2 separate regions of the Homo sapiens genome follow, and region 1 is linked to region 2. Evidence: read pairs that join two places in POLR2A ChIA-PET (ENCODE). Cell type or tissue: A673. All regions are shown on one strand. Each heading gives the region's core, and the rest is flanking DNA. Links, peaks and the distances in the headings are about the cores only.

The links. Peaks named below come from ENCODE experiments on the same cell type or tissue, not always from the same donor. Only the 100,000 strongest peaks of a DNase experiment are listed, where the experiment ranks them.
Region 1: POLR2A ChIA-PET joins it to region 2 with 6 read pairs; 2 of 35 experiments call an interaction of 5 or more read pairs at or near these places.

What each region holds. Positions count from the first base shown.
Region 1 is chr22:42,242,058-42,252,595 of GRCh38, forward strand. The region is part of intron 1 of TCF20 (transcription factor 20); the gene reads right to left. Among named protein-coding and RNA genes, the nearest start is that of TCF20, 23 kb to the right of the region's middle. In A673, for the core only: no CTCF peak of the experiment used is centred there; no DNase peak of the experiment used is centred there.
Region 2 is chr22:42,395,118-42,405,655 of GRCh38, forward strand. It overlaps NFAM1 (NFAT activating protein with ITAM motif 1), which reads right to left. Exons shown (of 6, transcript NM_145912.8): 4 at 2,741-2,839. Among named protein-coding and RNA genes, the nearest start is that of LINC01315, 31 kb to the left of the region's middle. RefSeq lists a silencer at 1,706-2,000. In A673, for the core only: no CTCF peak of the experiment used is centred there; a DNase peak (open chromatin) is centred at 4,744.

The DNA of each region.
Region 1 (10,538 bases), core at 2,983-6,982, 150 kb before region 2:
CAGGCGTGGTAATAAGTGCCTGTAAGTCCCAGCTACTCGGGAGGCCGAGGCAGAAGAATCACTTGAACCCAGGAGGCGGAGGTTGCAGTGAGCCGAAATCGCACCACCGCACTCCAGCCTGGGCGACAGAGCGAGACTTCGCCTCAAAAAAAAAAAAAAAAAAAAAAAAACAGAAAAGAAAGGGTGACTACAAGGTTGAATGTATCCCTGTATGGGTGGACTCTTAGAATGAGAAGGGAATGGAGGCAAGGCAGTAAGTGAGGAGAAGTATTGGGAATTTTCCAGAACAAATAAGAGATATCACCAAAGAATCAAGAATCTTGGTGAATACAAAACAGATGGTCTCTATTATCTAGAATGTCTTCCAAAAATAACATGAACCTGTTCTGTAAGTATAGTACCACCACAATTAAATATCTATTGTGGTCATATTAGGGGTTATCATAGGGTATACTATATAGACGAACTTACAACACTCTCAGCACGTGAGGAGCTCAAAGTCAAGGATTTAGAAGAGGTATTTTCAACTGTGAAGATCTCTCTACCCGGCCAGGCGAGGTGGCTCACACCTATAATCCCAGCACTTTGGGAGGCTGAGGCACGCGGATCACCTGAGGTCAGGAGTTCAAGACCAGCCTGGCCAACATGGTGAAACCCCATCTCTACTAAAAATACAAAACTTGGCCAAGGGTGGTGGTGGGCACCTGTAATCCCAGCTACACGGGAGACTGAGGCAGGAGAATCACTTGAACCCAGGAGGCAGAGGTTGCAGTGAGTGGAGATCGCACCACTGCACTTCAGCTTGGGTGACAGAGCAAGACTCTGTCTCAAAAAAAGAAAAAAGACATGCAGGAACCTTAAATGATTATTGCTAAGTGAAAGACATGAATCTGAAGTGGCTACATGACTTTAGCTATATAATATTCTGGAAAACACCAAACTGTAAAGTCAGTAGGAAGATCAATGATTACCAAGGATCCAAGGGAAGAGGGGGAAGGATGAATACGGAGAGAGTACAGGTGACTCCTGGGATAGTGAAACAATTCTGTATAATACTGTATTAGCAGATGTAAGACATTATGCATTTGTCCAAACCCACAGAATATACAACAAAGAATGAACTCAAGTCAGTTGCTGTGGCTAGCACCTGTAATCTCACCTGAATCCAGCAGCTCAAGGTTACTGCGAGCTATGATTGTACCACTGCACTGGCTGGCAGAGCAAGACACTGTCTCAAAAAAAAAAAAAAAAAAAAAAAAAAAAAGTCAGGCATGATGGCTCACGCCTGTAATCCCAGCACTTTGGGAGGCTGAGGTGGACTGATCACTTGACGTCAGAAATTTGAGACCAGCCTGGCCAACACGGTGAAACCCTGTCTCTACTAAAAATATAAAAATTAGCAGGCATGGTGGTGGGTGCCTGTAATCCCAGCTACTCAGAAGGCTGAGGCAGGAGAATCGCTTGAACCCTGGAGGTGGAGGTTGCAGTGAGCTGAGATCACACCACTGCACTCCAGCCTGGGCAACAGAGCAAGACTCCCTCTCAAAAACAAACAAAAAAAGGTCAAATATGAACTGGACTTGAGTTAATAATAAAATATCAATACTGTATATCAAGTGTAGCAAATGCACCACACTAATATGAGATATTAGTAATAGTGGAACCTATGGTTGGATTGAGGGAGGGTAAACAGGAACTCTCTTATTGCTCATTTTTTCTGTAAACCTAAAACTGCTCTAAGCAATAAAGTCTACTAACATTTCTCTTAAAAAGTTAATGTATCAGGAAAAATGAACCACAATGACACAGCACTTCATACCCATAGGTATGGCTATAGGAAAGAAAACAAAAAATTACAAGTGTTGGTGATGATGTGGAGAGACTGGAACCCTCACATATTGCTGGTGGGGGCCAGGCACACTGGATCACTTGAAGCCAGGAGTTAGGAGACCAGCCTGGCCAACCATGGTGAGACCCTGTCTATAAAAATACAAAAATTAGACAGGTATGGTGGCACATACCTGTAATCCCAGCTATTTGGGAGGCTGAAGCAAGAGAATCACTCGAGCCCAGTGAGTGAAGCCTGTAGTGATCCACGATCATGCCACTGCCCTCCAGCCTGGGCCACACATGGGAATATAAAATATTCAGCCACTGTGAAAAAGTCTGGTGGTTCTTCAAAAAGTTGAATACAGAATTACACGATCCAGCAACTCCATTCCTAGGTATATACTCAAAATAAGTGAAAACAGGTATCCAAACAAATAGATATACACACATGTTCATAGCAGCACTATTCAAAATAGCCAAAAGGTGGAAACAACCGAAATGTCCATCAACAGATGAACGGATGAACAGATTGTGGTATATACATAAAACTGAGTATGTATTCAGCCATGAAAAGGAATGAAGTACTCATACACAATACAATGTAGATAAATCTCAAAACACTACGCGCTAAGTGAAAGAAGTCAGACATGAAAGGTCACATATTGTACGATTCCATCTAATGAAATATCCAAAAGAAGTAAATCTAAAAACAGAAAGCAGATCGGTGGTTGCAAAGGACTGGCAGAAGAGGGCAAGGGGAGTAACTGCTTAATGGGTAGCAGGTTTACTTTGGGACTAGATACAGGTTGTTATGGGTGCACACATTGTGAATGCAGCAAACGCCACTCGAGTGTTCGCTTAAAAATGATTAATTTTGTCACGTGAATTTCATATCAATTTAAAAAAATCTGGCTGGGCGCAGTGGCTCACACCTGTAATCCCAACACTTTGGGAGGCTGAGGCAGGAGGATCACTTGAGTTCAGGAGTTCAAGACCAGCCTGGACAACATGGCGAAACCCCATCTCTACAAAAAAAAATACCAAAATCAGCTGGGCATGGTGGTGCGCACCTGTAATCCTAGCTACTGGGGTGGTTGAGGCACAAGATTTGCTTCAGCCTGGGAGGCGGAGATTGCAGTGAGCCGTGATCATGCCACTGCACTCCAGCCTGGGCAACAGAGCCGGATCCTGTCTCAGAAGAGAAAAAGAAAAAGAAAAAAAATCTCTAAAAAGGTGTAACTGAGAAGAACCTAGGACATGCAAGAGCAAGTAATTCATTACATAGTCTTCCCCTTTAGTTATCTCCCTTACTCCTTTTTTTCTCTTTGTAGCTGGGACTACAGGCATGCACCACTATGCCCGGCTATTTTTAATTTTGTAGAGACGAGGTCTCACTATGCTGCCCAGGCTGGTCTCCAACACCTGGGTTCAAGTGATCCTCCCACCTAGCATCCCATTGTAGGCGTCAACTACTGTGTCCAGCCTCCTTTACTCCTGTCTCATTCCCATGGCTACTCATCTCGGCCCTGCAAAAACATGAAACGTGGAAGAACAAGATGCTATCTGGGAGGTTTCTAACACTAAATTAAATATTGTTTCTTTGAACACTGACCTACTTCTCCCTTAAGAACTGAGTCCTAGTACTAAAAACTAACCTTTCACCATCATCTTCCTAAAATATTGTGATACCTTCTGCAATGCCCTTTTAAGGGGGTCAAGACAATTCATGTATTCACCCTAAGACAGCTTCCTCCAGCGCGATGTCAACCTTTCTGCCCACCTGCTCAGGACCTCAATTTTGCTAAGATCACTAGCTCTTACTAAGCTTTGGTAGAATTAACCAATGTTTTCTAGCGCCTTTCCCTCTCTATGGCCAATTTTATTTTTAAATTTTATTTATGTATTTTTTGGAGAGAAGGTCTCACTACGTTGCCCAGACTGGTCTCCAACTCCTCGCCTCAAGCAATCCTCCCACCTCAGCCCCTGAATAGATGGAATTACAGGCATGAGCCACCACAGCCAGCTCTATGGTCAAATTTTTACAACGTATTATCAATGATCTAGTTGTCTGTTTCCCACACAATACTGTTGAACACCCTGAGGACAAGTACTAGGACTCATCCCCAAACTCTGAAAAATGGTGCTTCTCAGTCGTTTCCCCATTTGGTTTCTTTTCTTCTACTCTAAAATACTAGACCCAATTTGCTTAATTCTTTTTCTTTTTTCTTTTTTTTCTGAGATGGAGTCTCACTCTGTCACCCAGGCTGGAGTGCACTGGTGTGATCTTGGCTCACTGCAACCTCCACCTACCAGGTTCAAGTGATTCTCTTACCTCAGCCTCCGTGTAGCTGGCGTTACAGGCGCATGCCACCACGCCCAGCTAACTTTCGTATTTTTGGTAGAGACAGGGTTTCGCCATGTTGGCCAGGCTGGTCTTAAACTCTTTACCTCACCTCAAGTGACCCATCCGCCTCGGCCTCCCAAAGTGCTGGGATACAGGCATGAGTCACCAGGCCTGGCCTCAATATACTTAATTCTTTACCTACATTGTTTCTCCTGGCTTCAAAAAGCTTCCTGACCACCAAAACTAATCCTTGGAAAAGGACAAGTCTTCCCTACACCAAAACTAAATACCATTGTTTGCCTTTTTCTCGTACGTGTTTTTCTCTACCTCTAAAATGATTGCTTGTTCATGTGTTCAATGCACCGTAGAGGATACGGCAAGTGCCAATACCATAATCTTGCCCTCAGGGAGGACTGGGGAAGGAGGGCAAGAACACATTTAGAAAGGTATAATAGGCTGGGCACGGTGGCTCACGCCTGTAATCCCAGCATTTTGGGAGGCTGAGGCAGGCAGATCACGAGGTCAGGAGTTTGAGACCAGCCTGGCCAACATGGTGAAACGCCATCTCTACCAAAAATACAAAAATTAGCCAGGCGTGGTGGCGGGTGCCTGTAATCCCAGCTACTTGGGAGGCTGATGCAGGAGAACTGCTTGAACCTGGGAAGCAGGGGTTGCAGTGAGCCGAGATTGCGCCACTGCACTCCAGCCTGGGGGACAGAGCAAGACTCTGTCTCAAAAAATTAAAAAAAAAAAAAAAAGGAAAAAAGAAAGGTATAATAAAAAGCAAAAAGCAAAGATTAAAGGTGCACCAGAAAATTACAAACGTCATGAAGGAAACATCCAGTTAAGGGAATGTTAGATTTCATGGAGAAAAGTAACATTTGAGAAAGGCCTTGAAATATAACTATCTCAAAAGATGGAGAACAGGCTGCACGCGGTGGCTCATACCTGTGATCCCAGCACTTTGGGAGGCCGAGGCAGGTGGATCACCTGAGGTCAGGAGTTAGAGACCAGCCTGGTCAACATGGTGAAATCCCATCTCTACTAAAAATATAAGAATTTGCTTGGCGTGGTGGCAGGCGCCTGTAATCCCAGCTACTCAGGAGGCTGAGGCAGGAGAATGGCATGAACCCGGGAGGCGGAGCTTGCAGTGAGCCGAGATGGTGCCACTGCACTCCAGCCTGGGTGATAGAGCGAGACTCCATCTCAAAAAAAAAAAAAAAAAAGATAAGATGGAGAACAGAAAAGAGGACACGGACCCAGACCTGGAAATAAAGGCACCTCTGGGGACACCGAGCTGCAGCAGAGGATACAACTGGGGAAACCAGGAGATGTGGTTAGAGAGGCAGGGCAGGGTCCTACCATGGAACCCTGAAGACCAAGGCAAGGTGTCTAAATTTAACTCAGTACACAAATGAAAAGGATACGACAAGAGCTACCTTTCAGAAGATTTTCTGGCAGTAGTTGGGAAGACACTAGACCAGGGACTGGGGAAGAAAGGTTACTATTCACGAAGCTACAAGAGCTCAGGCAGGTCCAGCACCATGCTCATTTAAACCACTACCAATCTCTACTTCCACAAGCCTTGACCTGTCTCCTACTTGACTGGTTCCTCCGCATCTCTTCAAGACACCTCTCTTCAATTTCCTCACTTAAAATCACTAACTAGAAAGAAAAAATTAATAGTCTGTTCTACAGAAGTGACTTAAAAAGTGAATATTGTAGACTGATACAACCTTCTGGTTCATAGCCTTTACAACAAATATGTTGGCTCCTACTGTGTGTCAGGCACTACTCTAGGAAACATGGATGCAGACAGGGATGGAGTAGGCAAAGTTTCCATCCCATGGTGCTTACATTTTGTGAAGGAAACAGATACAAGACAAGACTGTCAGATAATTGCTGTGAAGGGAGAACAGGGCTGAGGGAGAGAGCACGTACTCATGTGGGCGCTGCCTGGGCTCAGGTGGGCAGGGAAAGCCTGTCAGTGTGGGGAGAAAGCAGCAGCCACATGGTGTACATTTTTACAAAGTATACATTTTACACTAAAAGGGAGAAACAGGTTTTGAAGCCACATAGAGTTGCATGCCAGCCCTGGCTCTATCACTTGGTGGCTGAGGAACCTCTTCCAAATGAATGAATCTCTCTTCAGTCTGTTTCTTTATCCCCGTTTTACAGATAAAATACTGACTTTATTGGGTTATTCTGAGAGAATTAAATAATGAATATAAAACGTGCACTGTGCCTGGTACTGGGTAAGGGATCTGTAAATATTAACTACTGATTTACTACATCAGTGATTAAATATACATAGAAATTATTTTGCTGCTATATCTAAACACTAGATTTAGCAAAAACTGTCTGCAATCAGTACCAATCATAATCCCAAATGCCATAATCCTGAATGTTAAAATCCCAAAAGACTAAAGTCTAAAAATCCCTAATGTTTAAAACCACAACCCCAAAAGATTAAAATCCCAAATGATGAAATCCCAAAAGCCGAATTTTGGGGCAGGGAATTTGCATAGTTTTGGTTGTACACAATAGTTACACCATGCTAGGTGGAACTATGACCTTGCTATTGTCATTATCTGGAAATTAAGTATGGTTTAAGGAGATGCCTATGGGTACCAAGTTGCCGAGGATAGATTTGTGGACTTAATTTTAGCTATCAACTTGACAGGAACACCTAGAAACCTGGTAAAGCACTGTGTTGTGTGTGTGTCTGTGAGGATGTTTTCAGAGATTAGTGTGCGAGTCTGAGTAGGCAAGGAGAGCCCTCTATGTTGGTGGGTATCATCCAATCAGCCAGGAGCCCAGGGAGTACACAGAAGGTGAATTGCTGAGAGCTAGAACAGACTTTTCTTCTGCTGCCTTGGACATCAGAACTCCAGGCTTGCCAGCCTTTGGACTCCAGGACTTAACCAGTGGCCCCCTGAATTCTGAGGCTTTTTGACCTTGGACCGAGAGATAACACCATTAGCTTCCCTGGTTCTGAGGCCTTTGGATTTGGACTGAGGTATGCTACTGGCATCCCAGGGTCTCAAGCCTGCAGATGATCTGTCATGGGACTTCTCAGCCACCATTAATCATATGAGCCAATTCCCCTAATAAATTCCCTCATATCTATACACATATCCTATTGGTTCTGTCTCCCTAGGGAACCCTGACTAATGCAGATTTGGTGTTGGGGAAGCTGAGTATCAGTTCTTCTTACTTTATTCTTTACAGCACAATTGAAGAGATCTGTGAAACTCTTCCCTCGCAAAAAGGCTCTGATAAGTGTACACGGCTACTTAATGGCGAAAGATAAAAGTTTAAAAGCTAATTATCACTGGTGCTGCAAAAGCAGAAATTGCAACGGCCAGGCAATAATCAGGCTTTCAAATAGACAGTATATACTTACAAAATTTGTGGATCACAACCACTTTGCAAATAAAACTGGAGCAAGTGCTTTGAAGATCGCAGAAGTGAAAATACAGGCAAAAAATACAAGAAATCTCCCCTGCCAAATTATTCAATGGTGTATTATTTCTGCTCCTTCACACATAGTGCCAATTTGCTATGCTATATATTTTATCTTCACATCATTTCTAATACTGGAGATATAAATTGTGTAGAGACTTTTGGAGAGTTCTAATTAATTCTATGCATTTTTTTTTTGCAAACTGAACTCCACAGAAGTGCATTATCACAACACTGACTTCATGTGTAAGCTCTGGCTGTGTTCATCAAAACGTAGAAGCCAGGTGTGGTGGAGCACCTGTAGTCAGTCCCGGCTACTAGGGAGGCTGAGGTAGGAGGATCACTTGAGGCCAGGAGTTTGAGGCTGAAGTGCACTATGATCATGCCTGTGAATAGTCACTGCACTCCAGCATGGGCAACATAGCTAGAAGACTATGGTCTCTTTAAAAAAAGTTGAAACTGGCCAGGCACGGTGGCTCACATCTGTAATCCCAGCACTTGTGAGGCCAAGGCGGGCAGATCACCCAAGGTCAGGAGTTCGAGGCCAGCCTGGCCAATACGGTGAAATCCTGTCTCTACAAAAATTAATAATACAAAAATTAGCCAGGCGTGGTGGCGGGGCGCCTGTAATCCCAGCTACTTGGAAGGCTGAGGCAGGAAAATCGCCTGAACCCAGGAGACAAAGGTTGCAGTGAGCCGAGACCACACCATTGCACTTCAGCCTCAGCAACAACAGTGAAACTCCATCTCAAAAAAAAAAAAAAAAAAAAAAGGTGAACCTTCAATGAGATGTCCTTTTTTTATACTGTTTTTGTGAAAGATAAAATTCAACAATATCTCTGCTCTTCAGGAGACTGCACACACAGTGATGACCCATCCTTGTTTTTACTACCTCATCAAAAGACCTAGTTTGTCCATCATGGTATTTCAGAGGACCACAGTTACAAAATGTAACACCCATGCAACTACGGTTAGTATACTGAGTGATTAAACTTGCAAAATACATTTGTTACTATTTTATTGTGTAAAGTGGTGTACTAGGCTGTTCCTGCATTGCTATGAAGGAATACTTAAAAGAAAAGAGATTTAATTGGCTTACAGTTCTGCAGGCTGTACAGGAGGCATAGTGGCACCTGCTTCCAGGAAGGCCTCAGGAAGCTTCCAATCATGGCAGAAGGCAAAGGGGGAACAGGCACATCACATGATGAGGACTGAGCAAGAGAGAGTGTGAGGTGCCACACTTTTAAAACAGCCAGATCTCGCGAGAAGTCGCTCACCGTCTCGAGGACAGCATCAAGGGGATGGTACTAAACCATTCATGAAAAATCCACCCACATAATCCAATCACCTCCTACCAGCCTCCACTTCCAATATTGGGGATTACAATTCAACATGAGATTTGGGCAGGGACACATATCCAAACTATATTAAGTGGCCTATGAAGTGTTGTCATGTTTTTGTTTCTCAAATAAATCCCCTTTAAAAAAGGTAAATAAGTGGTTTTTCTGTTTGTTTATTGAAGACAAAGTCTTGCTCTGTTGCCCAGACAGCGCCATCACAGCTCACTCCAACCTCTGCCTCCCAGACCCAAGAGATCCTCCCACCTCAGTCTCCCAAGTAGCTGGACTATAGGTGCACGCTAGCTTGCTAATTTTTGTATTTTTTTGTAGAGACAGGGTTTCTCCACGTTGCCCAGGCTGATCTTGAACTCCTGGGCTCAAGCAATCTGCCCACCTTGGCTTCCCAAAATACTGAGATTACAGGTGTGAGACTCTGTACCTGGCCAAACAAGTGTCTTTTTTTTTTTTTTTTTTTTTTTTTTTTGAGACAGAATCTCACTCTGTCACCCAGGTTGGAGTACAGTGGCATGATCTCAGCTCACTGCAACCTCCGCCTCCCATGTTCAAGTGATTCTCGTGCCTCAGCATCCCGAGTAGCGGGGACTACAGGCACTTGCAACCATGCCTAGATAATTTTTATATTTTTAGTAGAGACGGGGTTTTGCCATGTTGGCCAGGCTGGTCTCAAACTCCTGAGCTCAAGTGATCTGCCCACCTAGGCCTCTCAACATGCTGGGATTACAGGAGTGAGCCACCGCACCTGGCCCAAATAAGTATTTTTTAAATAATGTTTTAAAATTATTTTTTCCAGAATTATATTGTTTGGATTTCGATATTTTGGGATTTCAGTATTTGGGATTATGGCATCAAGAACTGTGTCTTTTAGGCCAGGCGCAGTGGCTCATGCCTGTAATCCCAGCACTTCGGGAGGCTGAGGTGGGCAGATCACCTGAGGTCGGGAGTTTGAGACCAGCCTGGCCAACGTGGCAAAACCCTGCCAAGGTGGGCAGATCACCTGAGGTCAGGAGTTCAAGACCAGCCTGGGCAACATGGCGAAACTCTGTCTCTACCTGTATTTTTTTTTGTAAAAATACAAAAAAATTAGCCGGGTGTGGTGGCACGCACCTATAATCCCAGCTACTTGGGAGGCTCAGGCAGGAGAATCACTTGAACCCAAGAGACAGAGGTTGCAGTGAGCCGAGCACCACTGCACTCCAGCCTGGGCGACAGAACGAAAGTCCATCTCAAAAAAAAAAAGAAAAAAATAAAAAAAAGAACTGTCTCTTTCAGAATTATGGCCTAAACCCGTCTGAAACAACTATTCAAGAAGTCTTTGGGAGAGCTAACACCTACAAACATAAACTTCGGTAATATTTTATAAAATATTCTTAAAAATCACCTTTATCCACACACAAGACAGTTTTAAAAGCTTTGGAGACTGAGTCCAGCTCTGTCGCCAGGCTGGAGTGCAGTGGCACATCTCGACTCACTGCAACCTCCACCTCCCAGGTTTAAGCGATTCTCCCGCCTCAGCCTCCCAAGTAGCTGGGATTACAGGC
Region 2 (10,538 bases), core at 2,667-6,666:
AAGCCAAGATCACACCACTGCACTCCAGCCTGAGTGACAGAGAAAGACCCTGTCTCAAAAAAAAAAATAAAACAGGCCAAGCGTGGTGGCTCACGCCTGTAATCCCAGCACTTTAGGAGGCCGAGGCGGGTGGATCACCTGAAGTCAGGAGTTCGAGACCAGCCTGGCCAACATGGCAAAACCCCATTTCTACTAAAAATACAAAAAAATTAGCCAGGTATGGTGGTGGTCTCCTGTAATCCCAGCTACTCAGGAGGCTGAGACAGGAGAATCGCTTGAACAGGGGAGACAGAGGTTGAAGTGAGCTGAGATTGCACCGTTGCACTCCAGCCTGGGCGACAAAAGCAAGACTCTGTCTCAAAAAAAAATAATAATAAATATAAATAATAAAAATAAAATAAAATAATGAGGATTGGAAAGGAAAAAGTAAAACTTGCATTATTCATAGATGACATGACTGGGTTCGTAGAAAATCCAAAGGAAGGCCAGGCGCGGTGGCTCACACCTGTAATCCCAGCACTTTGGGAGGCTGAGGTGGGCGGACCACGAGGTCAGGAGATCGAGACCATCCTGGCTAACATGGTGAAACCCCGTCTCTACTAAAAATACAAAAAAATTAGCCGGGCGCAGTGGCGGGCACCTGTAGTCCCAGCTACTTGGGAGGCTGAGGCAAGAGAATGGCATGAACCTGGGAGGCAGAGCTTGCAGTGAGCCAAGATCGTGCCACTGCACTCCAGCCTGGGCGACAGAGCGAGACTCTGCTCAAAAAAAAAAAAAAAAGAAAGAAAAGAAGAAAAGTAAAGAAAGTGAAAATGGGGACAAAACCTTTACCCTAAAACCTTATCAAGAGGATTGATAAAATATAACAGGTGTAAAGTCCTGCCATGATCCCTGGCACATAGTAGGTACACAACAAATGGCTCTTGATACCATCATCGTTGTGACTGTCACTCTTCTCCGCCCAGGCCCAATCCCAGTTGGTAGACCCTTATGTCAAGGGCTTGGCAAAGTTCTATGACCTCTACTCTCCAAGCTGGCCTGCAACTCTGCAGGCAGTTAGGTCTGTTCACCTCACTCCAGAGAAGTCGGCCTGCATCCTAGAGGCTGTGAAACCCAGGCAAAAAGAAGCTCTGCTCAAAAGAGCTCTTCCGTTAAACATAATCTCATAGAAAGATATTTATTCACGTGGAAAGATGTTCATGAAAAAAATAGCTGTATTGCTCCAATTAAAAAAGAAGTATGTGTGAGTGCGTATGGGTTTCTTTGTATATATTTATAGAAAAAATACTGGAAAATATATTAGTCAATGTTCTTAGTATTTATCCTGGAAGAAGATGGGATTAGGATGCTGGTTATTTTCTTCTTTTATATATATATATATATATCTCACATATGTGTATGCTGGGGGAGAGGGAAAGTGAGAGTGAGAGGGAGAGAGAGAAATATTTTCATCTAACAGTTGACACCAGAATCCCTGGTAGGGAAAATACCACTATGAGATGCTGGGAGACAGGAGAGAGTATGAGGAAGTCTCCGGCCACGTGCAAAACCGTGGCTGACAGAAACTCCCCAGGATGGGGAAGCTGAAAGCCCTTTGAGAACCATCACATTCCACTTGGAACTGTTGGCACTGCCCCACAGGGACATTTCCTTGGCCTCGCTGCCACCCGCCCCATCCTCAGCAGACAAGGCTGTATCCTGGGCGTCCTCTGTGTGGTGTTCTGTGGCGTTATTAGGGTGAGTCAATGTTGTGGGAACAGAAACGACAGCACGTACGAGCAGAACCCAAGCACCATCGCAGCCAGGGGGCGTGCACCTGGGGGGCGTGCACCTGGGGAGCGTGCACCTGGGAACCTGCAGGGCCCCAGAAGGGCTGTGTGCCTTCCAGGCGTGGAGTGGGGAGCCCACCTGGCGGTGCCAGATCTCACGAGATGGGGACCCCAGCTGGCACTGGGTGGCATTTCTTCTTCCCTTGCTCTACTTGGAGCATATGTTGTTCGTGGAGCCGAAAGGAACGTAGCAAAAAGAGTGTTCCCAGCCCTCCCCGGCCCCAGCCGCTGGGCAGAGGGCTGCATGCTGGCTGGCTGGCCAGGCTGGGGCAGCCTGGCCTCCTCGGCCCCTACGCTGCACCCACCTTCCACTTCCTGGAGATGCACCCACATCTCCAGGAAAATTGTTTCAGAAAATGCCTACAACACAGCAGAGAGTGGAACAAACAGGGTCCCAACGCATGTCTGCGCTGTGATTGTGACCATGTAAGATAATATCTGCATGTGCCAGGAGGGGAGAGAGCAAATCATTACAAATCACTGATGTGTTAAGGGCGTGGGATGGCGCCTGACCTCTTCCTCTTTTTGTGATTTTTGTTGTTTATACAATAAAAACAGGAGGAAGTGGTAAGAGCTGTTTGGTCAGATGAAGGAGCTTTCTTCATTCTTCGCCAACTTGTGCCGTCACTACCCCTTGTCCCAGAATGAGGATCCATGCCAAGGAGGGGAACAGGGCATGGGGGGCACCTGACATTCGTATGCCTTCCAGGAGCCCTGCACGTGTCATCTCTTTTCAGCTTCAGAGAAATTCCATGAGGTAAGAATTGTTATCCCCATTTTATAGATGAGGAACTTGAGGCTAGGAGAGTCCACACAGCTGGTACAAGACTGAGCCAGACAGACCCTGGTACAAGACAGACTCTGCCTAAGGCCTGAAAGAGGTGGAGGGAGCCGGGGGCCCCGGGACTCACTGTGTAGACAGATTCTGAAGGATGCTGCTTGGGGCTGCTGGCAGATCTTGGATCTGGGCACTTCCTGGTGGGGTCCTTCCCTGGACCCCGCATCCGCTTCTGTAGGGAGAAAGGAGTCAGGGCCAGGGATGAGTGGCTCTCGTCTTCCTCCCCGCACAGACCCCCCAGGGGAAAGGATGGCAGATTGTCATGAGGTCACACAGAGATTCATCACTCAGTCCCTCCCACTCACCCTCTCCAGGGAAACATGGCAAATGCCTACAAGACCTGCATCAAGCCATTCCTGCACCTGGAGACACAGGAAATGGAAAAGGCCCACACGAGGTGATGTCCCTGGACAGAGCACCTGGCTGGTAGGGACCCAAGCTACTGGGACCAGTGCCAGTGGGGCAGGGCCCCAGGGACCGAGCCAGCAGCCATGGGTGGGCCCCTAGTGGTGCCAGCCAGGTCCAGTGTCCAGTCTTCCTCTGCTGTCACTGGCTCTGGCCTCGAGCGAGCCAGTTCCCCTCTGGGCCTTGGTTTTATTTATTATTATTATTATTATTATTATTATTATTATTATTATTATTATTTGAGATGGAGTCTCACTCTGTTGCCCAGGCTGGGGTGCAATGGTGCAATCTCAGCTTACTGCAACCTCTGCCTCCCGGGTTCAAGCGATTCTCCCGCCTCAGCCTCCTGAGCAGCTGGGACTACGGGCATGTGTGCCACCACGCCCGGCTAATTTTGTATTTTTAGTAGAGATGAGGTGTCACCATGTTGGACAGGCTGGTCTCGAACTCCTGACCTCAGGTGATCCACCGCCTTGGCGTCCCAAAATGCTGGGATTACAGGTGTGAGCCACTGCACCCGGCCATGGGTCTTGGTTTCTTCAGCAATAACCCTCTTTTGTGAGACTGATGCAAAGTTACAATGAGGGCACAAGGAGTAGGTGCCTGGTGCTTAGGAGGTGCTGCTTAGAAGGCCCTTGCTCAACCAACACACACTTGATAGCACTGGCAAGCCAGGCAGTGTGAGGAGGTGGGCACCGTCCCTACCCTCCTGGAGTTTAGGGACCAGTGAAGAGATGGAGGATGAACCAGTGGTTTTGCCGAAACATGGTATGTGGGTTGATTGCCAGGCACAGAGCCTCTGGCACATGAGGAGGAAACCAATGCCCCACTGGGCAGAAGCGATATTGAAGGTGAAATCCTGAGGGCAAGAAGTTCATTTAGCAAAAGAGGGAGGAGGGAGCCTCAGGTAGAGGGAACAGCAGGTGCCAAGGCCTGGAGGTCTGGAGGCACGTGGAGAAGGTCAGCATAGGCCAGGCACGGTGGCTCATGCCTGTAATCCCAGCACTTTGGGACTCGGAGGCCGAGTCGGGTGGATCACCTGAGATCAGGAGTTTGAGACCAGCCTGGCCAACATGGCAACACCCCATCTCTACTAAAAATATAAAAACTAGCTGGGCATGGTTGTGGGCGCCTGTAATCCCAGCTACTCGGGAGGGTGAGGCAGGAGAATCGCTTGAACCCAGGGGGCGGAGGTTGCAGTAAATCGAGATCACACCATTGCACTCCAGCCTGGGAGACAGAGCGAGATCCCATCTCAAAAAAAAAAAAAAAAAGAAAGAAAGAAAAAAAGAGAGAGAGAGAGAAGGTCAGTGTGTGGCCCGAGAGAGGAGCCTGCCTGGGAGGGGCAGGCGTGGCGTGGCCGTGCTGGCTGCATGAAGAGCATAGGAAACATCTGAGGGCTCGAAGTGGGAGCGCCAGGGTCAGAGCTGTGCTGGAGAAAGCTCCCGCTGGTCACAGTGGAGGCTGGGCCGGGCCTGCTGGGAAGGTGAAGGCTGGGGAGTCACGAGGCGGTACAGGCAGCCCTCTGGAGGCAGAGGGAGGTGGCCTGGACATCCCCCCTCATTGCAGGCACCACACGGCCACTGCTGACAGTGGAGCCACAACTGCCTCATCTCAGGGCAGAAGCTAATTAAAAACCCTGGCCTCCTGCCAAACCCCAGCCCATTTACTGCGGGATTAGCTGCTGAGAGCTACTTAACTCGCAGGCAGAAGCCGGCGCCACCCCCAGTCACAGCACATAATGGCTCAGAGCATGGAGCCAGGTAGGGTTCTCAACACCTGACCTGCCTTCTCTCACGCGCCCTCCACAAACCGCAGGTGAATCTTTCCATCCTCTCTGTTCTGTACATGAGGGAGTGAAGGCTCAGAGAAGGCAGGTGACTTGCCGAGGCCACGCAGCCAGGAAGTGGCAGAGGCAAGATTTGAATCCAGGTCTGTGTTTCACCAAGATATTGACGAGACAGGAGCTGGAGTTTTGACTCCTCTGCTTAGTTAGAACGTGTGAGCCTCACAGACACAGAGCAGTGCTGGCGTCTGTGTAGCACTTGACAGTTTACGAAGTCTGCTGGGACTTGTCCTTATTTTCATTTAATTCTCATAACAGCCAGAGGAGGTGGGCATGGAATTGCCCGTTTAACAGACAGGGGGCCAGGTGCAGTGGTTCATGTCTGTAATACTAGCACTTTGGGAAGCCAAGGTGGGTGGATCACTTGAGGTCGGGAGTTCGAGACCAGCCTGGCCAACATAGTGAAACCCCATCTCTACTAAAAATACAAAAATTAGCCATGTGTGGTGGTGAGCACCTGTAGTCCCAGCTACTCGGGAGGCTGAGGCAGAGAATTGCTTGAACCTGGGAGGTGGAGGTTGCAGTGAGCTGAGATTGCACCATTGCACTCCAGCCTGGGCAAAAAGAGTGAGACTCTATCTCAAAAACAAAACAAAACAAAAACAGGAGGGGGAAGCTGAGGCTTGTCCAGCTGGTAAAAGGCTGTCCTTGGATCAAACCCAGATGTGTGTCCTCAAATCCAGGGCTGCCTCCCCTGCACCACCTGCTTCTTGAGGGCACCGTCACAGTCAGAGGTAGTGGTCTGCCCCAGTGCACCTCAGTGCCTCCTCTTGTCAAGGCAGCTGGGGACCTAGTGTCTGTCTCTTCGCTGAGCTGGCCGACCTGGACACCACCAGGGCTGAGGATGTGAGCTCATGGGCAGTGGGTCTCCCGCGAGGCTGACCTGGGCTCAGCTCTTTGGACCTGCCGGGGCTGGAAAGCAAGGTCCCTGGAGCTCAGTTAGCTCTTGGTGTCCCTCCCTGGCCCTCCTACGCGCTGGGCCTGGGCTGGGCATGGAAGACCCTGTGGTGAACAAGACCCACGCCTGGCCTCGAGGCTCTGTCAGTGAGACTGATGGGGTTGCCAGAGAAGTGAGTGCCACTGGGGATCCCAAGAAGGGGCCCCAAGTCTGCAGGGGACTGAAGCAGACGTCTCAGGGCCATCTTGCGCTGTCTTCTGAAGACACGGGAGGAACTTCAAAGCTCTCCCAGTCTAAGAAGGTATCTTAGACATTGCGAACAGCTCGGGGGCAGGAGTGTCATGGATGCACAGAAGAATGGACAGTTAGACAGAAAGGAGGAGATGAGCCACAGGCTGGCACGGGTGGGGCCACGAAAGGCCAAATGCCATGGTGTCTACCCGAAGGGCAGTGGGGGCCACCAGGGAAGTGGCTGCAGTTGCATTGTATAAACCTCCCTCTGCTGCCACAGATGCGGGGTGGACTGTAGGTTGGGGCTGGCAAGGGGAGGAGGCAGGATCTCCAGGAGAGAGGCCTCCTGGGGGTGCTGGGGAGGCTGGGCCGGGGCAAGGGGTCCCGTGGAGGAGGGAGGGAGCCTTCTTGAAAACTCACATTACATTATGGGGGTGGGGCTGCTTTGCTCCCTGCCCATCCCTGCCCACTGAGCGCTCTGTCCTCGGGGCCAACATTTGCCTTTCAACTGTGATTTTCAGATGAATCACGAGTGTGGCTTCTCCCAACACGCCCAGCTCTCTGTGGTCCAAGTCTCCCCTCCCTAGTAGATGGTGGTGGGACAGGGAGTCACCAGGCCTGGGCTGAGATCCAGCTGTGCACACCAGGGGTGCTGCCATCAGCAGCTCAGGAAGCCTGTTGGGCCTCAGCTTCCTGCTCTGTAAAATGGGAGCAATAATGTGGCCTTGCCCACCTCACATCCTGGCCACTTCTGCCTTATCTTCCAGGTCCTCGCATGCATTTATCCTGTCATTCCTTCCACAAGCATGCACTGCGTGCCAGGCTCCCCCAGGTGCTGGGGACACTAAGTCCCCCGCCTACAGGGGCTATGCTATGGCAGGACAGACAGCATAAAGACAGACGCCAGGTTGTGACAGAAGCCAGGGTGTGGCAGCAGAGACCTATATTCCAGGAGAGGGTGATGGAGCCCAGCCTGGGACGCCTAGGAAGCCCCGGGGAAGGGGCTGGATCCGGGACAGACTGAGTGCAGGGCTTGCTGAGGGATGGATGTGGGGAGAGAGAAGAGCCGAGCACAACTCCAAGGCTTGGGCCTGAGCATCTGGAGCACGTGTGCTGGGACGCAGAGGACTCGGGGACTGAGCACTGCTCTGGACGCATGAGGTGGCGGCACCCTCAGGCCCCCACGTGGGGCTGTGGACCATGGTCTGGAGCTTGGGGAGGGGTCTGAGCAGCAGCATCTGTGGACAGGGAATGCCACCCGCAGAGCAGAAACTTTGCTGCAGGAGCACACACAGAGCGCGGAAGGGCTCGGAGGAAGGGGCCCGGGATGTGCCAGAATTTAGAGGTCACCAAGAGGGGGGTGACCCAGCAAAGCTGCCTATGGGGTGGGACAGAACAAGGAGGGCATGTTGTCCTGGTACCAAGAGGCGGAGTGTGCTGTGAGGCGGGAGGCCTGCTGTGCCCAATGCCATGAGAGGATGAGGATGAGGACGGGCCAGCCGCAGGGAGCGCCTGCTCTGGGAACACCACTTTGACCCCTCAAGTCAGGCAGGAGCCCCCAAACCTACTCTCATGGCAGGAATCATGGCGATTGCTGCCTTCTCAAGAGAGAGACCTCTCCTGGTACTCAAAGCGCCTCAGACCCACACCGGTCCCTCTGTGCCTTCTTTTTTTTTTTTTTTTTTTTTTGAGATGGAGTTTTGCTCTGTCACCCAGGCTGGAGTGCAGTAGCGCAATCCAGGCTCACTGCATCCTCCGCCTCCCAGGTTTAAGCAATTCTCTGCCTCAGCCTCCCGAGTAACTGGGATTACAGGAGCCTACCACCATGCCCGGCTAATTTTTTTTTTGTATTTTTAGTAGAGACAGGGTTTCACCATCTTGGCCAGGCTGATCTTGAACTCCTGACCTTGTGACCACCCACCTCGGACTCCCAAAGTGTTGGGATTATAGTCGTGAGCCACCACGCCCGGCCCCCTCTGTGCCTTCTACAACCCCATGACACAGCTCCTCTGTTTGGCATCCCCACTGGGGAAACCGAAGCCTGGAGCACCCAGCTCAAGCTCGCAGAGGTTGGTAAGTGGCAGAGCTGGAACTGAACGAAGGCCCAACTCTGTGCTTTTAAGCCCCCTGCTGATTTCTACTTCCTTTCTTCCTGAACAGGTCATGACAGCATAACAGCTGATCTCCCCAGCTAAGAGTTTAGCTTGCTGTGTTCCCAGCCTCTGTACAGGGCCTGACACATAGTAGGTGCTCAGCTCTGTCGCCCAGGCTGGAGTGCAGTGGTGCAATCTCGGCTCATTGCAACCTCCGCCTCTCGGCTAATTTGTATTTTTAGTACAGGTGGGGGTTTGCCATGTTGGCCAGGCTGGTCTTGAACTCCCGACCTCAGGTGATCAGCCAACCTGAGCCTCCCAAAGTGCTGGGATTATAGGCGTGAGCCACTGTACCCAGCCTGAATGAATGAATTTAATGACAGGTGTGAAAGGGCCCTATAAATGGTAAGCCCTTCAGCAAATGTTTATTGAGGGCCTACTATGTCAGGGGACCTGTGCTAGAGGCTGGGGCTTGGGCAGGGAACAGGCCGAGAGGCACCCGGCCTCACACAGCTGGCCTTGACGAAGAGATGGAGTAAGCTCAGGGGACCTACAGATGACGAGGGCAGAGGCAAAAGAGGTGTCAGGGAAGAAAGCCATGGTGTCAGAGAGGGCCTCTCTGAGCTGGGTACATGGGAGCTGGATCCAGAAAGCAAAGAAGGAGATCTCTGGGAGGGATCCCAGGTGCCGAAATACAGAGAACAAGGAGGGCCTGGGAAGCCTCTGCTGTTGAAGGGCCTGCGGGCAGGGCTGACTGTGCCACCTGTGGGTCATCCATTCCTGGGCTCTACCCCCATCCCTCCTGCCCCAGCCCCTCCGGGCAGACTTCATGCATCACCAGTTCTTACCACCCTCCAGCTCCCATCTTCCCGGGGGTGTGAGCTCCGTGCCCTCCCTGCTGGCCTTTGCAGAAGTCAGGTGCAGGCATTGCCCCGGGAGGCAATGCCATTCTTCCAGACTTGCCCCAGTGGAGTCGCACACTCTGCTCTTTGTCCTCACTGTCCCCAAAGCTGCCAACCGCGGTTCGGGTCCACCCTCTGCCACTTCTGGTTGGTAGTTTCCAGCTTCAATTCATTTATCCACCACTGCAGGTGCTCCCGGGTCCTCTGTGCCTGGAGGGAGCCTCTTTCTCCTGGACTCTCTCCTTACCCCATCCTGCCGCTGCCATCAGGGGCATCCACAGCGAACCAGGGGCTCCCAGGGCTGCTTTAGCAATGCAAACGCAGCAGCTGCTCTGGCCTCCGGGTTCTCTTTCCCTTCCAGCCCAGGCTCTCACATCAGCCGTTCTCCCCAGGTACAGAGGGTGTGTGGGCAGCAGAAAGCTTCTGCTGTGTGTCAGGCACCCAACTGGTGCTTCAGAAGTGCTCTCCTGCAGATCTCCTGATGTCAGGAGTTTGAGACCAGCCTGGCCAACATGGTGAAACCCAGTCTCTACTAAAAATACAAAATTAGCCAGGCGTGGTATCGCACGTCTGTAATCCCAGCTACTTGGGAGGCTGAGGCAGGAGAATCACTTGAATCTGAGAGGCGGAGGTGCAGTGAGTCAAGGTCGCACCATTGTACTCCAGCCTAGGCAAAGAGTAAAACTCCATCTCAAAAAAAAAAAAAAAAAAAAGTGCTCTCCTTCCATGTTCACTTAGTGGGCAGGGTCTACCCTCCTTATCCCATTTCCAGAGGAGGAAACTGAGGCTCAGAGAGGATCCAAACCTGACAAGAGGGCTTGCTTTCACCCTGTTGGCACTTAGCCTAGTGATGGCACACACGAGACACTTTGCAGACATTCCTGGAAGCACAGGCAGGGTGGTGAGAGGAGGAAGAGGAAGGCAGGAGTCACTGAGGCCATCCTGGAGGGGAGGGAGCAGGGACCAGAACTCAAGCCCAGGGCTCTGAGCTTTGTCCCCTCCTTTACTAATACTGTGATCCAGTTTCTACGGTCCGGTCCCATCTTTGTAGGGCAGGAGCTGACGTTGCTCAGCAAATGGGGGGCTCAAGGTTAAGATCTCGCCTGGCCCCGTTCTGTTCCTTGCCTACTGTGTTTCGTGTACACAGAGGGCACTTGTGTGGGTCACTCCTGTAAGCCTGGGTGGGGGTCCGCAGGCGGGGGGAGTCCCTTGTCACCTGTGCCTGAAGCCCAGTTTCTGTGTCCACGCCCCAGCTCCTCCCCTGGCCTCATTTCGAGTGCCTGGGGACTGCTCGGTAGTGAACAAATCGAGAGATACCCTACTTGCTATCATCATGGGAAAAGCCGAAGCAGGGAGGGAGGGCATATATTGAGGGCGAGAGTCGGGGGCGTGCAAGAAAGGCCCAGGCCGGGCACATGGCAGGTGCATACTCGTGCTGGCTTGGGGAGGGAGGCAGCCTGAAGCCAGTGGGTCTCCATCCTAACCCTGGGCTCATG